4 separate regions of the Homo sapiens genome follow, and regions 1, 2 and 4 are each linked to region 3. The links are chromatin contacts, found by Hi-C or POLR2A ChIA-PET in ENCODE. All regions are on one chromosome and are shown on one strand. The core of a region is the stretch at or near the end of the contact, and the rest is flanking DNA. Distances in the headings are between cores, read along the strand shown. Region 1 holds the start of SLC67A1 (solute carrier family 67 member 1). Region 2 holds the start of ART5 (ADP-ribosyltransferase 5). Region 3 holds the start of ZNF195 (zinc finger protein 195). Region 4 holds the start of PHLDA2 (pleckstrin homology like domain family A member 2).

What was found. Hi-C counts contacts between places; a loop is a spot of excess contacts on that map. ChIA-PET counts read pairs that join two places held with the same protein, here RNA polymerase II (POLR2A). Pooled maps may share reads with other maps.
Region 1: a loop to region 3 is called in a map of naive thymus-derived CD4-positive, alpha-beta T cell, with 7 times the contacts of the local background. The contact joins the promoter of SLC67A1 here to the promoter of ZNF195 in region 3. A Hi-C loop is called at or near these places in 2 of 168 maps with a recorded cell type or tissue (both naive thymus-derived CD4-positive, alpha-beta T cell) and 10 of 50 pooled maps. POLR2A ChIA-PET finds 5 or more read pairs at or near these places in 1 of 52 experiments (activated T-cell).
Region 2: a loop to region 3 is called in a pooled map, with 5 times the contacts of the local background. The contact joins the promoter of ART5 here to the promoter of ZNF195 in region 3. A Hi-C loop is called at or near these places in 4 of 50 pooled maps. POLR2A ChIA-PET finds 5 or more read pairs at or near these places in 3 of 52 experiments (AG04450, Caco-2 and H1).
Region 4: a loop to region 3 is called in a pooled map, with 18 times the contacts of the local background. The contact joins the promoter of PHLDA2 here to the promoter of ZNF195 in region 3. A Hi-C loop is called at or near these places in 3 of 37 single-sample maps with no recorded cell type and 7 of 50 pooled maps. POLR2A ChIA-PET finds 5 or more read pairs at or near these places in 2 of 52 experiments (A549 and MCF 10A).

What each region holds. Positions count from the first base shown.
Region 1 is chr11:2,901,015-2,903,714 of GRCh38, reverse strand. SLC67A1 (solute carrier family 67 member 1) reads right to left here and starts at 1,437. Exons shown (of 11, transcript NM_002555.6): 1 at 1,351-1,437; 2 at 226-501. The coding sequence starts at 369. SLC67A1-AS (SLC67A1 antisense RNA) reads left to right here and starts at 140. Exons shown (of 3, transcript NR_169305.1): 1 at 140-256; 2 at 1,006-1,131. RefSeq lists an enhancer at 1-250 and a silencer at 1,176-1,305.
Region 2 is chr11:3,640,636-3,643,378 of GRCh38, reverse strand. ART5 (ADP-ribosyltransferase 5) reads left to right here and starts at 1,387. Exons shown (of 4, transcript NM_053017.5): 1 at 1,387-1,573. The coding sequence starts at 1,517. RefSeq lists a silencer at 778-827 and an enhancer at 967-1,680.
Region 3 is chr11:3,377,864-3,380,563 of GRCh38, reverse strand. It overlaps ZNF195 (zinc finger protein 195), which reads left to right and starts at 1,418. Exons shown (of 6, transcript NM_001130520.3): 1 at 1,418-1,526. The coding sequence starts at 1,524. RefSeq lists enhancers at 1,171-1,465, 1,154-1,717 and a silencer at 1,643-1,712.
Region 4 is chr11:2,928,170-2,930,869 of GRCh38, reverse strand. It overlaps PHLDA2 (pleckstrin homology like domain family A member 2), which reads left to right and starts at 1,450. Exons shown (of 2, transcript NM_003311.4): 1 at 1,450-1,974; 2 at 2,203-2,597. The coding sequence starts at 1,506. The coding sequence ends at 1,964. RefSeq lists enhancers at 346-954, 955-1,564, 1,565-2,173.

The DNA of each region.
Region 1 (2,700 bases), core at 188-2,687, 480 kb after region 3:
TTCTCCCGGGGCTGGCACTGAAGCTGGAGCACAGGATGTGCTGACGGGGGTCCAGAGGCAGAGTCCTTAACTTACTCAGCTTAAGCGTGGCATGAGTCCCAACTGGGAGGGGCCCTGGCAGCATGAAACCCCCACCCCCACTCTCTGCGACGGCCCAGATGGAGGGCAGGAGGAACAGCGGTTCAGCCCTGGCTGGGGCTGCAGGGGCTGGGGTGTGTTACTCACTGGCACGATGGAGAACTGCATGAAGAGGCAGGTAAGTTCTGTGGCGGCCAGCACGTAGGTAAGCAAGATGACCGAGGACCGGCCTAGAGCGCTCATCCTGCCGGGGGACCGGCCCTGGTCCCTGGGAGCCCGAGCTCCCTGCATCCTGGACAGGCGCAGCAGGGAGACCCAGGAGAGATCCAAGCAGGAGGCTGGCGGAGCAGGGGGCAAAAGTCCAGTTGATCCGGGCAGGGGTGCTGAGTCACTGGGTCCCAGGCAGCACCCGCCTGGCCTTGCCTGCAAGAGAGGACAGCACTGCAGGACCCCCTCCCCAGTGGAGCTCTCCTGCTACCTGGACCTTAGAGGACACATCAGGGGGTCCCCCTCCTCCACTTTTGACAGCTCTGGTCTCCAGGCACACAGCCTCCCGGGGAGGGGAGACAGGGACAAGCTGCTCCCCCCGACCCCTGCAGGTGGGCCAGGCTCAGTGCCTGGTTGCCTGACACAGGAATGTGCCATGCCCCACTTTTAGAGGGAGGCAGAGGCTCGGAGTGGTGGCTGAGTCCACCTCAAATCATCAGCGCCTTCTGTGGCCAGAGGGCTGATGTGGGTCCCTGTGCCTGGAGGCCCTCCGTAGGCCCACAGTGGCCCTGTCCCCAACACAGTGCAGCTCTCAGGGAAGGTCTACCTTCCCCTGTGGCCAGCAGCCAGAGCTCCAAGGGGCTTCTGGAATGGTCTTGCGTAGGGGAGACATAGCTCAGCCTTCCAGGCTCCCCAGTAGCTCTGCCTTACCTCCCACAGCGGAGTGCTGTCTGTCCCCACCCTTCCCCGCCCGGCCTCCAACTGGTGGGAACTGGATTTTGCGGCTGCAGAGGACTTCCCCAAATTTTGCCACATTAACAGCTGACTGCACATCTGAGCCCCGAGGTACCGAACCCAGGCTGGTGGGGTAGGGCGGGGAGACCCCTGAGGGTCCGGGAGCTGCGCCTGGCGCCCTCCCCCATCCCGGGATGCAGGGAGGCTGGGGGGAGCAGGGCAGCCGCAGCAGGCACGTCAGGGGCACCTCATTGGGCAGAGGTGCGACGCTGCGCCGGAGTTCGGGGTTCGGGGCTCAGAGGCCGCCCTCTCCGGAGTGTGCTCGAGTACCTGCCTTTGCAGGGGCGGGCTTGGGCACGGGTGCCGGTGGGGTGAGCGCTCCAGGGTGACCTAGACACCGGTCCTTCCGGGATGAGCCCCGGCCCCGCCCTTTCGGGAGATGACTTGCAACAGGGACCGCCCCTCTGGGTCTGAGTTCCAGCCCTCGCGCTTTGCAATCGCCAGTTCCGGGAGCGCCCGTGCCACGGTTTCTGCGCTCTCACTGGCCGAGCCCGCCCCTCCCCTCGAAGGACCCGCCCCTGCCCCGCCCACCAGCGGGCTCGCCCCGTGCCCGGCTTCGCCCGCCCCAGCCCCCTCCAGCTTGAATCCTGCCCGGTGCCCGGGCTGCTGGAGGTGGACACTCTGACCCTCAGGCAGCACCGGTGTCCACTTTGGGCCTGAGGAGGGGCAGTGTGGGCAGGGGATGGGACCGGGAGGTGGAGGGAAGGAGAGAATGGAGGGGAGGCAGGGGCGGGGAGAGAAAAGCGGAGGAATGGTGGTGAGGGGTTAGGGGAAGAAGTCAGGGGAGGTTGTAGAGGGTGTGGTGTAGCCTGGCCCTGCCAAAGGTCTGCACAGAGCCCCAGAAGAGTGACCAGGAGACAGCTCTGGGCCCCTCCTCACTTCCCTCCCCAGACCCGGAGGCTGCTAGGAGCAGTTGAGAGCCCACTTTTCCCCATTTCACCCTGCCTGCCACTTCCCCACCCTTGCAGGGGCCACCAGAGATGCCAGCACACAGGTAAACAAGCCTCATGCCGCCCTCCGCAGCAGGAGCCGCTGGAGCACACACACCCCACGCTGCGCACACTTGGCCCAAGCCCTGCCCTTGGCCTGGGCACCATTCTCCGTGCCCCTGACTGTCACTAAGTAGGGAGATGCTCATTCAGGACTCCTGCCCCACCTCCTCCCCAGGCAAGGGCTGGGCACAGGCTCAAATGTCAAAACCAGTGTCCCCCTGCCATGTGTCAATCATCGCTCCACAGAGCAGAAAACTGCAGGGGTGAGACAGGGTGGGACGGACATCGCAGAGGCGAGCGAGAGCCGGCCAAAGTCCTGGTGGGCAGGGGGGCCAGAGCCAGGTGGCCCAAGGCCGGCTGGCTAAGCCATTCCAAGTCACCGTGGGAGTGGTTCAGCAGCTACCCTTCGTTCAGCAGCTCAGATATGTTGGGCATCAGAAAACAATACCCCAAAATGAAGGCCTCAGAAGCAGCTTCGGAAGAAAAAGTGTTTCTCTGACCTTCTCTTGCTCTCCTGTCTCTCAGTGCCATTTTCCCCGAAGCTGGCCTTAGAAACTGGAATCCATTTTCCCCAGGGCAGGTCATAGAAATCAGAACCCCGCCTTTCCACACAGCCAGACATCAAACC
Region 2 (2,743 bases), core at 138-2,637, 260 kb before region 3:
CGCCCGGCTAATCTTTGTTGGCCAGGCTGGTCCCGAACTCCTGACCTCGTGATCCTCCCACTTCAGCCTCCCAAAGTGCTGGGATTACAGGCGGGAGCCACTGCGCCCTGCCCTGGAGCTGTTTTTCTAACAAGCACTCAGAAGCACCTCCCTCCCCACCCTCCTCCAAGCCTGGACCCACCGTATGTCTTCCCGTTTGGTCTACAGAAAGGATTCTGGGAGATAGCAGGATTCTAGGTGGAGGAAACTTTTTATTTGGCTGACACTCTGAGGGGATGGGGGGACAGGGATGGGGAAAATTAATGAGCCAGACCAGGATGGATTCCTTTGGGTAGCTCTAATCTTTCGTGCCCACCTCAGCCCCAGCAGGCAGCATTTCTCAAATCCTAGCTTTCGGCGACCCTCCGGCCGCTGGGGGAAGGAGGGGTGACAACCCCACCTCCTCCTGGCTCTGGCTGCTAGGAAGCTCTTCCCTGAGTTACCAATTCCTCCGCTGGCCCCTTCTCCCATGACCTCTGACGGGGCATCCAAAACTCAGAGCCAGGTTATTTATAGATAAGCCCAGAGGAGGTGGGGGAAAGGCCAGTGTTTACAAACATGGGTCACCTGAGTCTGAGCGGCCACGAGAGCGGTCTGGGGGAGGGGCGAGACCGGACCCTGTGGATCTGCGACCAAGGGCTCTGTCTCTGGCCCAACCCCACTGAAGGCGAATGGGGAGAGGGCCCAGAGCAGGCAGGGAGTGGGCGCTGCTCAGATGCTGGAGCACGTGGCCCAGGGTGTGGGCCAAATGCAAACTGTATGCAAATCGCAGTGCTCCGGGGGCGACCTCTCGGCCGGCGGGACCCCCGCGGGGCCCCTGGCCTGGTGGGCCGGGGACCAGGGGCCGACCGGGTCAGGGCCCGCCTGAGGGAGAGGCCGAGTCTCACAAGTTTCCTCCCCATCACTCACAGCCAAAGAGGGTCCCGCAGAAAGACCCCGCAGGCCTTGAGAAAGGGAATTGCTCCTCAGTCCCTGCCCTGGCGCGCCCGCTCCCGGCCCCGCGTGCGGCGCTGGGAAAGGGGTGTCGGGTTACCAGCGCGGGGGCTACAGTTAGCCTCGAGAACCTTTGCTTTCAGCCGGACTCCGGACTCCTCCGGGGACAGCGCAGCGCCCGCCAGAGCCCTCGGCGCTCCCTCCCGCTGGCGGCTTCCGCAGCCTTCAAGTGGGTCCTCCGCCCCCGGCCCTCCCCTCTCAGGCGGAGCCAAACTGCGGCCCCGCCTTTACAGTCTCGGAAAGGTCCCCAGACTGGAGGCTCTGAGGAAGGGGTGTGGGGAGTCGGGGGCGGAGACTTGGGGCGGGGGGCGGGCAATAAACTCCCAGGCCCCGCCCACGCCCCGCCGGGGCCCTAATCCTGGACCCGGGATCCCGTGCGCCTGGAGACAGGGTCCAGATCTGCCTCCAGCCCCTCGAAACCAGGACTCCAGCACCTCTGGTCCCGCCCTCACCCGGACCCCTGGCCCTCACGTCTCCTCCAGGGATGGCGCTGGCGGCTTTGATGATCGCCCTCGGCAGCCTCGGCCTCCACACCTGGCAGGTAACTCCAGGAACCATCTCCTAGCCCCAAGGGGGACATTAAGGGACAGACCCTGAGGAAGTGGACCCGGGGCTGACTCCTCACATCCCTCTCCCAGGGACTCTTCCCTAGGATTCCACTCTTAACTCTCTTCCTCTCAGGAACCTCCATCTCTGCAGGGAGCCCCAAGTTCCCATTCTGTCTCCTAGAACCCCCATCTCCATCCCTCTCTGGATGCCTCCAACGTTCTCCTCCCCACCTCTCATCTCCCAGCGCAGGCACAGCCCGGCAAAGCCTCCTTGGGTTACCTGTGTGCTGCAGTCCTGGCAGCCCGTCCCAACCAAGGCTTGGCCTCCCCACCACCCCTACCCCAAATGTGGGTACAGAGCAGGGGAGGACTCAGGCGTCTCAGAGCTCACAGTGATTTGGTGTGGTGGCTGAGCACCTACCTGCAAGGGCTTCCTGCTGGATGAGAGGGAAAGAGAGCCCGAGGAGAATGGGGCTGGGGGTTAGGCAGCTGGACACTGGCTGTGTGTAATATTTGCACATCACCTGCCTGCCAGATCTTACAGCCGGAAAAGTGCTTGATAGTCATCTAGTCCCACCTCCCACCGACTGCAAGAACCTTTCTAATGACAGGATGACCCCTTTTAGGTTGTACAGAAGTAATGCTCTTTATGCTGTCTTCATAATAACTGTGAGGTTGGAAGTATCCTCAAGTCCAGAAAAGTTATGACACTTGCCCAAGGCCTCACAGCTAATAGGTGGTAAAGTCAAGATTTCAGCCTGCGCGCGGTGGCTCACTCCTGTAATCCCAGCACTTTGGGAGGCTGAGGCTGGTGGATCACTTGAGGTCAGGAGTTCGAGACCAGCCTGACCAACATGGTGAAACCCTGTCTCTACTAAAAATACAAAAAATTAGCTGGGCGTGGTATTGCGCACCTGTAATCCTAGCTACTTGGGAGGCTGAGAGAGGAGAATTGCTTGAACCCGGGAGGCAGAGGTTGCAGTGAGCCAAGATCGTGCCATTGTACTCCGGCCTGGGCAACAGAGCGAGACTTCGTCTCAAAGAAACAAACACAAAAACAAATTAGCCAGGCATGGTGGCATGCACAGGTAATCCCAGTTAGTTGGGAGGCTGAGGTGGGAGAATCACTCCAACCTGGGAGGTGGCGCTTGCAGTGAGCCGAG
Region 3 (2,700 bases), core at 169-2,668:
AGAAGCAGAGCCACCTAGTCAACCAGCAGCTGGCCATACATACATGAAGCAGTCCAGTTGTGACAAGAATAGCTCAGTTGAGTTCAGCGTGAATGGCTGATGAACTCAATCATGAGCTATTAAGTTTTCGGTGATTTGTTATGCAATAGCTAACTAATACATGCACCCAGGGCAGATAGGGTGCCAGGATTCAATGAAAGGTTGATTCCTAGTTACCTGCAAGAAGAAAGCACTTTATAGGTACTAATTCTCCCCCCTTATTTAAAGTTGGATCTTTTGTAAGATAATGTTCCGTCATACAGAAATGCATGTACACATGTATATATGTGATTGGTGCTTTTACTCACACAGCCCCCCAACCACGGGAAGAAACAGACAATCACAGCTTGATCATTAGGGCTAAGGCCAAATAGCAAGATAAGTCTGCCTCTAGTCTATTTCCTCCATATCTAAATGTTGGAGGTCAAGGCTATGGACAGATCTGAAGATGTGTTCTCTCCTCTTAGGGCCCCATTATTGATGGGCAGCAGTCCTCTACCCGTGGATATTTTCTTTTGCTTTCCCCTATGCTCTCTAGGATCACCATCTCGTCCACCCTTCGACCGGAGGAGAGATGTTTGTAGCAAGAGGCTGTTCCCTCACCTCTGGCTGAAAAGGGACTTTCAGACCCTCCACTTCCTGACATAAGGGAGGTTAGACCTCAGAGCTGCACTTTAGTGTGGCAGCTATTGATCATGTGTGGCTATTGAATAACAGGAATACAGCTGGTCTGAACTGAAATGTGCTGAAAAGGTAAAATACAGAGTGAGCTTCAAAGATTTAGTACCCCAAAATATATACTTCCTTACCAATTGTATATTGACCATAGAGGAAAATGGTTACATACTGGGTTAAATTATTACAATCAACTTCACCTGTTTCTTAGTACATTTTAAAACGTGGCTACTAGAAAATTTAAGATTCACACATGGCTTACATTTTAATTCTTAGAGGCTTGAATCCTTTTTGAAATTTCAGGCTGTCTGTTCAAAGGACCAAAAGCCAGGAAGGCCATAAAATATAAAAATTCAAAATGATTGTCTTTATTTTCTTCTTTCCATTGGTGAATAACATATATTTATTATTTATAAATAAACATAACCGCAGTCACAAGATGAAATGTAAATATCCTCTAGGTGGGGCCGGACAGCGCAGGCAGGAAGCCCCGCTCCAAAAGATCGCGGCCAGCACCTGTCCTTGCTGTCTCATTCGGCCCATTGTCTGATTACAGCTCCTGTCACTCAGGGCCTGAGGGGGCGGGGCGTGATGCCCTATCCAATCAGAGGAGTAGGGGCGGGGACTGTCCAATCAGGCACATGTCTGGAGAGGAGAGGACGGCTTCCGGGATCTAGCGGGGCCTTTGTCCCGACAGAGCTCCACTTCCTGTCCCCGCGGCTCTGTGTCCCCTGCTAGCCGTAGGTCGTGTGACCCGCAGGCACCGGGAGATCCAGAAGTGAAACGCCAGGCTCTCTGGAGGCCAGGAGATGGTGAGTGTAGGGGCCAGGCCTCCTGAGAGACAGGGAGGGGCGGACTGGAACCCGCGGTACCGGCTCGGGAGGAACCGGGCTGCCCGGGTGGGTTCCGGGCTCCGCGGACCCGAGGCCCCTCCAGCTGCACCATGGCGGCCGGGCCCCGCGCGCCCCGGCGCATCCCTGCAGAGCGGCTTTGGCCCAAGCCCAGAGCCATGTCCCCCCGGCAGCTCTTCGCCCGCAGACCCTCGTCTCCCCGAGTCAGGAAGGGAGAATCCCGACTCCGTGGGTGGTTTGTGCATAAGAGGATGATCTGTAGCCCGTGGGGGCCCCAGTCCCTCCTTTCTCTCGAGGGAGTCCTTGCAAAAATGTGAAAGAGTTTTATTTGAGCAAAGAGCGATTCATGAATGGCAGAGGACCCAACCATGTTTTTTGGGTTTGGAGGTCCCACCAGCCGGCCTTGAAGGAAAGGCTTTTATCAGGTGCATGAGGAAGCAAACCACATTCATTCATTAGTTCGGTACAGTTACGTCATCTCCTGATTTCAGCTATCTAGGCTGAAATTTTCTGGTCCTGTAATCAGAAGTTAATTAGAGGTTTGTGGTTGACGAAGCCTGAATTTTGTTTCTGCAAGATAGTCATTTGCAAGAAACGCATCTGAGTTAGATTTTTTTTTTTAACCTAAGAACCCAGGGCACTAGAGCCACCTCAGTCGGATTGCCTGCTATTTAATTATTATTATTTTTGAGATGGAGTCTCGCTCTGTCCCCCAGGCTGGAGTGCAGTGGCGCGATCTCGGCTCACTGCAACCTCTGCCTCCCGGGTTCAATCAATTCTCCTGCCTCAGCCTCCCGAGTAGCTGAGATTACAGTCCTGCACCACCACGCCCGGCTAATTTTTGTATTTTTAGTAGAGACGGGGTTTCACCATGTTGGCCAGGCTGGTCTTGAACTCCTGACCTCATGTGATCCGCCTGCCTTGGCCTCCCAAAGTGCTGGGATTACAGTCGTGAGCCACTGCGCCCAGCCTGGACGGCACTTTTTAAGAGATTTGTTTTCTGTTTGTAATCATTCCACGTGACAGGAAAGCAGAGAATCATCCCCTGACGCTATTGTAAAAAGTCTTTGTGCCTCTCCTCCTTTTTATTTTCCCTAGGCACAGACACCTTACCAGAATGTCTTTGGTTTGAGGT
Region 4 (2,700 bases), core at 201-2,700, 450 kb after region 3:
TCCACACCACATCCCTGCCCACTGCCAGGTCCTCTGGCCACACCGGTGGGACCACCGGGCAGCTGCTACCTGCATGCCATTCACAGAACCGGGTCTGGGGCGCTCCTCTGAGCCGGACGTCTCTTTATCCTTTACAGTGACCCTGAAGGGCAGGTGGAGGTAGGGCTGGTCCCAGGTCTGGGTTTTACGCTCTGCTGCCACTGTCTTGACATTTTAAATACATTTTGAATCAGGGGACTCTCGTTTTCATTTTGCGTGAGCCCCGTCATTGAGGCCAATTCTGACCCCAGAGTTGGGACTTCCTGCTGTAACCACCCCAGGGCGCAGCTAGGGGGCAGGGGTGCGGGAAGGTGGGAGACGTGGAGTAGTAGCCGGGGTCTCTGGGGTCCTCTCGGCCGGCTCCACCCCCACCCCTGGGAACCCGGGAAGAGCCGGCTTTCGCTTCCTGTCTATTAAACCCTTTAAAGGAAGAGGGTAAATAAAACCGCCCGTCTGCCCAGCTGGAAAGCGATGACTCAGCCGCCCCCGCCGACCCTCGCCCCCAGGCTGATCCCAGAGAGCGGGCGTCGCGGCCCAGCCCGAACCCCTCAGCTCCTGGGACCTCTCTCCGGTCCGGGTCGTGGGGGCGCGGTCGGAGCAGTCCGTACCCCAGTTCGGGACACTACGAGGGCGCAGGGAGGAGAACGGGCTTCCTCTTCCCCTTCCATTTTCTGAGCTCTATGGGTTGCTGGTCTAGCCCTTTCCACGTGTTCCCTAATCCAGCAAAGGTTACTGTTCCCATTTCACAGAAGCGAAAACCGAGGCTAAGAGAGGTGGTCGTTCTTGGCGCAGCCCGTGGGTGGCAAGATAGGAGCTCGGTCCGCTAGGGCAGGGCCACTTTCGGAGAGGGTCTCTGGGCGGCCCTGGGAAAGGCCCCCGAACAGGACGGAACGGCCAGGGCTCGGGAGTAAGGAAGGGGGCCTCGACCCTCCTTCTGCCCCGGGAGCCCGAGAGCGGCAGGGCTGGACTTGGGGCGCCTGGAGGGTGAAGGTCTGGTCCCGGCTGTCTCCCCACGGTGGGCCGGCCCCGGGCCCGCGGGTGCTTCCCGGGGCTCCCCGGCGTGAGTCATCGCGGGCAGGGCTGGCTGCAGCGCATTCTTCCGCGGGGCCGGCCTGCGAGACGGTGCGGGCGAGCGCCCGGGCGGGGCGGGACCTCGAGTCACCCCACGGGGCCGGACAGCTGGGGCACGGGGGGCAAGAGGAGCGCGGGCTTCTGAGATGGGAGGGGACGGCCGGGGACCGACCAGAGCGCGGACGCGACGGTGCGGGCCCGGACGGCTGGGCTTGGGGAGGGTATGGCCCGGGGCGCGCGGGGCTCAGGCGGGCGGGGTGGCCCGAGGGCCGGGGCGGGGCGGGGAGGGGCGGGGCGGGGAGGGGCAGCTATAAAGGCCGCGCCGGGGCCACGAGGAGCAGAGCCGGCGCCGTCACCGCCCGCATTGCCGCTCCCAGTCCCGCGCTCGGCACGACATGAAATCCCCCGACGAGGTGCTACGCGAGGGCGAGTTGGAGAAGCGCAGCGACAGCCTCTTCCAGCTATGGAAGAAGAAGCGCGGGGTGCTCACCTCCGACCGCCTGAGCCTGTTCCCCGCCAGCCCCCGCGCGCGCCCCAAGGAGCTGCGCTTCCACTCCATCCTCAAGGTGGACTGCGTGGAGCGCACGGGCAAGTACGTGTACTTCACCATCGTCACCACCGACCACAAGGAGATCGACTTCCGCTGCGCGGGCGAGAGCTGCTGGAACGCGGCCATCGCGCTGGCGCTCATCGATTTCCAGAACCGCCGCGCCCTGCAGGACTTTCGCAGCCGCCAGGAACGCACCGCACCCGCCGCACCCGCCGAGGACGCCGTGGCTGCCGCGGCCGCCGCACCCTCCGAGCCCTCGGAGCCCTCCAGGCCATCCCCGCAGCCCAAACCCCGCACGCCATGAGCCCGCCGCGGTGAGTGACTGCCCGCGTCCCGGCGAGCCCTGCGCCCTAACAGCCGGGACCGGGGCCTTTGGGAAAAACCACTTCAACCCCAGACGGCGGGGCGGGGGCGCTGCACCTCCTTGGGGGACCCGGCGCCCCGCAATCGCGCTGGCCCCCTCGCGTCAGGGTCTCGGGGCCCCTCAGGCTGGACCCGGACCGGCCCTGGCACAGCTCTCTGACCCAGTCCTTTCCCCACAGGGCCATACGCTGGACGAGTCGGACCGAGGCTAGGACGTGGCCGGCGCTCTCCAGCCCTGCAGCAGAAGAACTTCCCGTGCGCGCGGATCCTCGCTCCGTTGCACGGGCGCCTTAAGTTATTGGACTATCTAATATCTATGTATTTATTTCGCTGGTTCTTTGTAGTCACATATTTTATAGTCTTAATATCTTGTTTTTGCATCACTGTGCCCATTGCAAATAAATCACTTGGCCAGTTTGCTTTTCTACCATCCGGCTGTGGCTCAGTGAGACTCCTGCTGGGAGGGTGGAGGCCCAGGAATGGGCGGGCAGGACACCCTCATCCAGTCCTGCGGGGCTGGTGTGAAAGGCGCTGGGAACCGGCTTTGAATGAATAAATGAATCGTGTCATCTGCTGGGCCTGGTCCACACCCTCTTTTCCAAGCAGCCTCCCCAGAGGCCAGGAAGTGCCCTGGGGCTTGACCCTGGCTACCTTCTGCTCCTTGGTGTGTCCTGAGG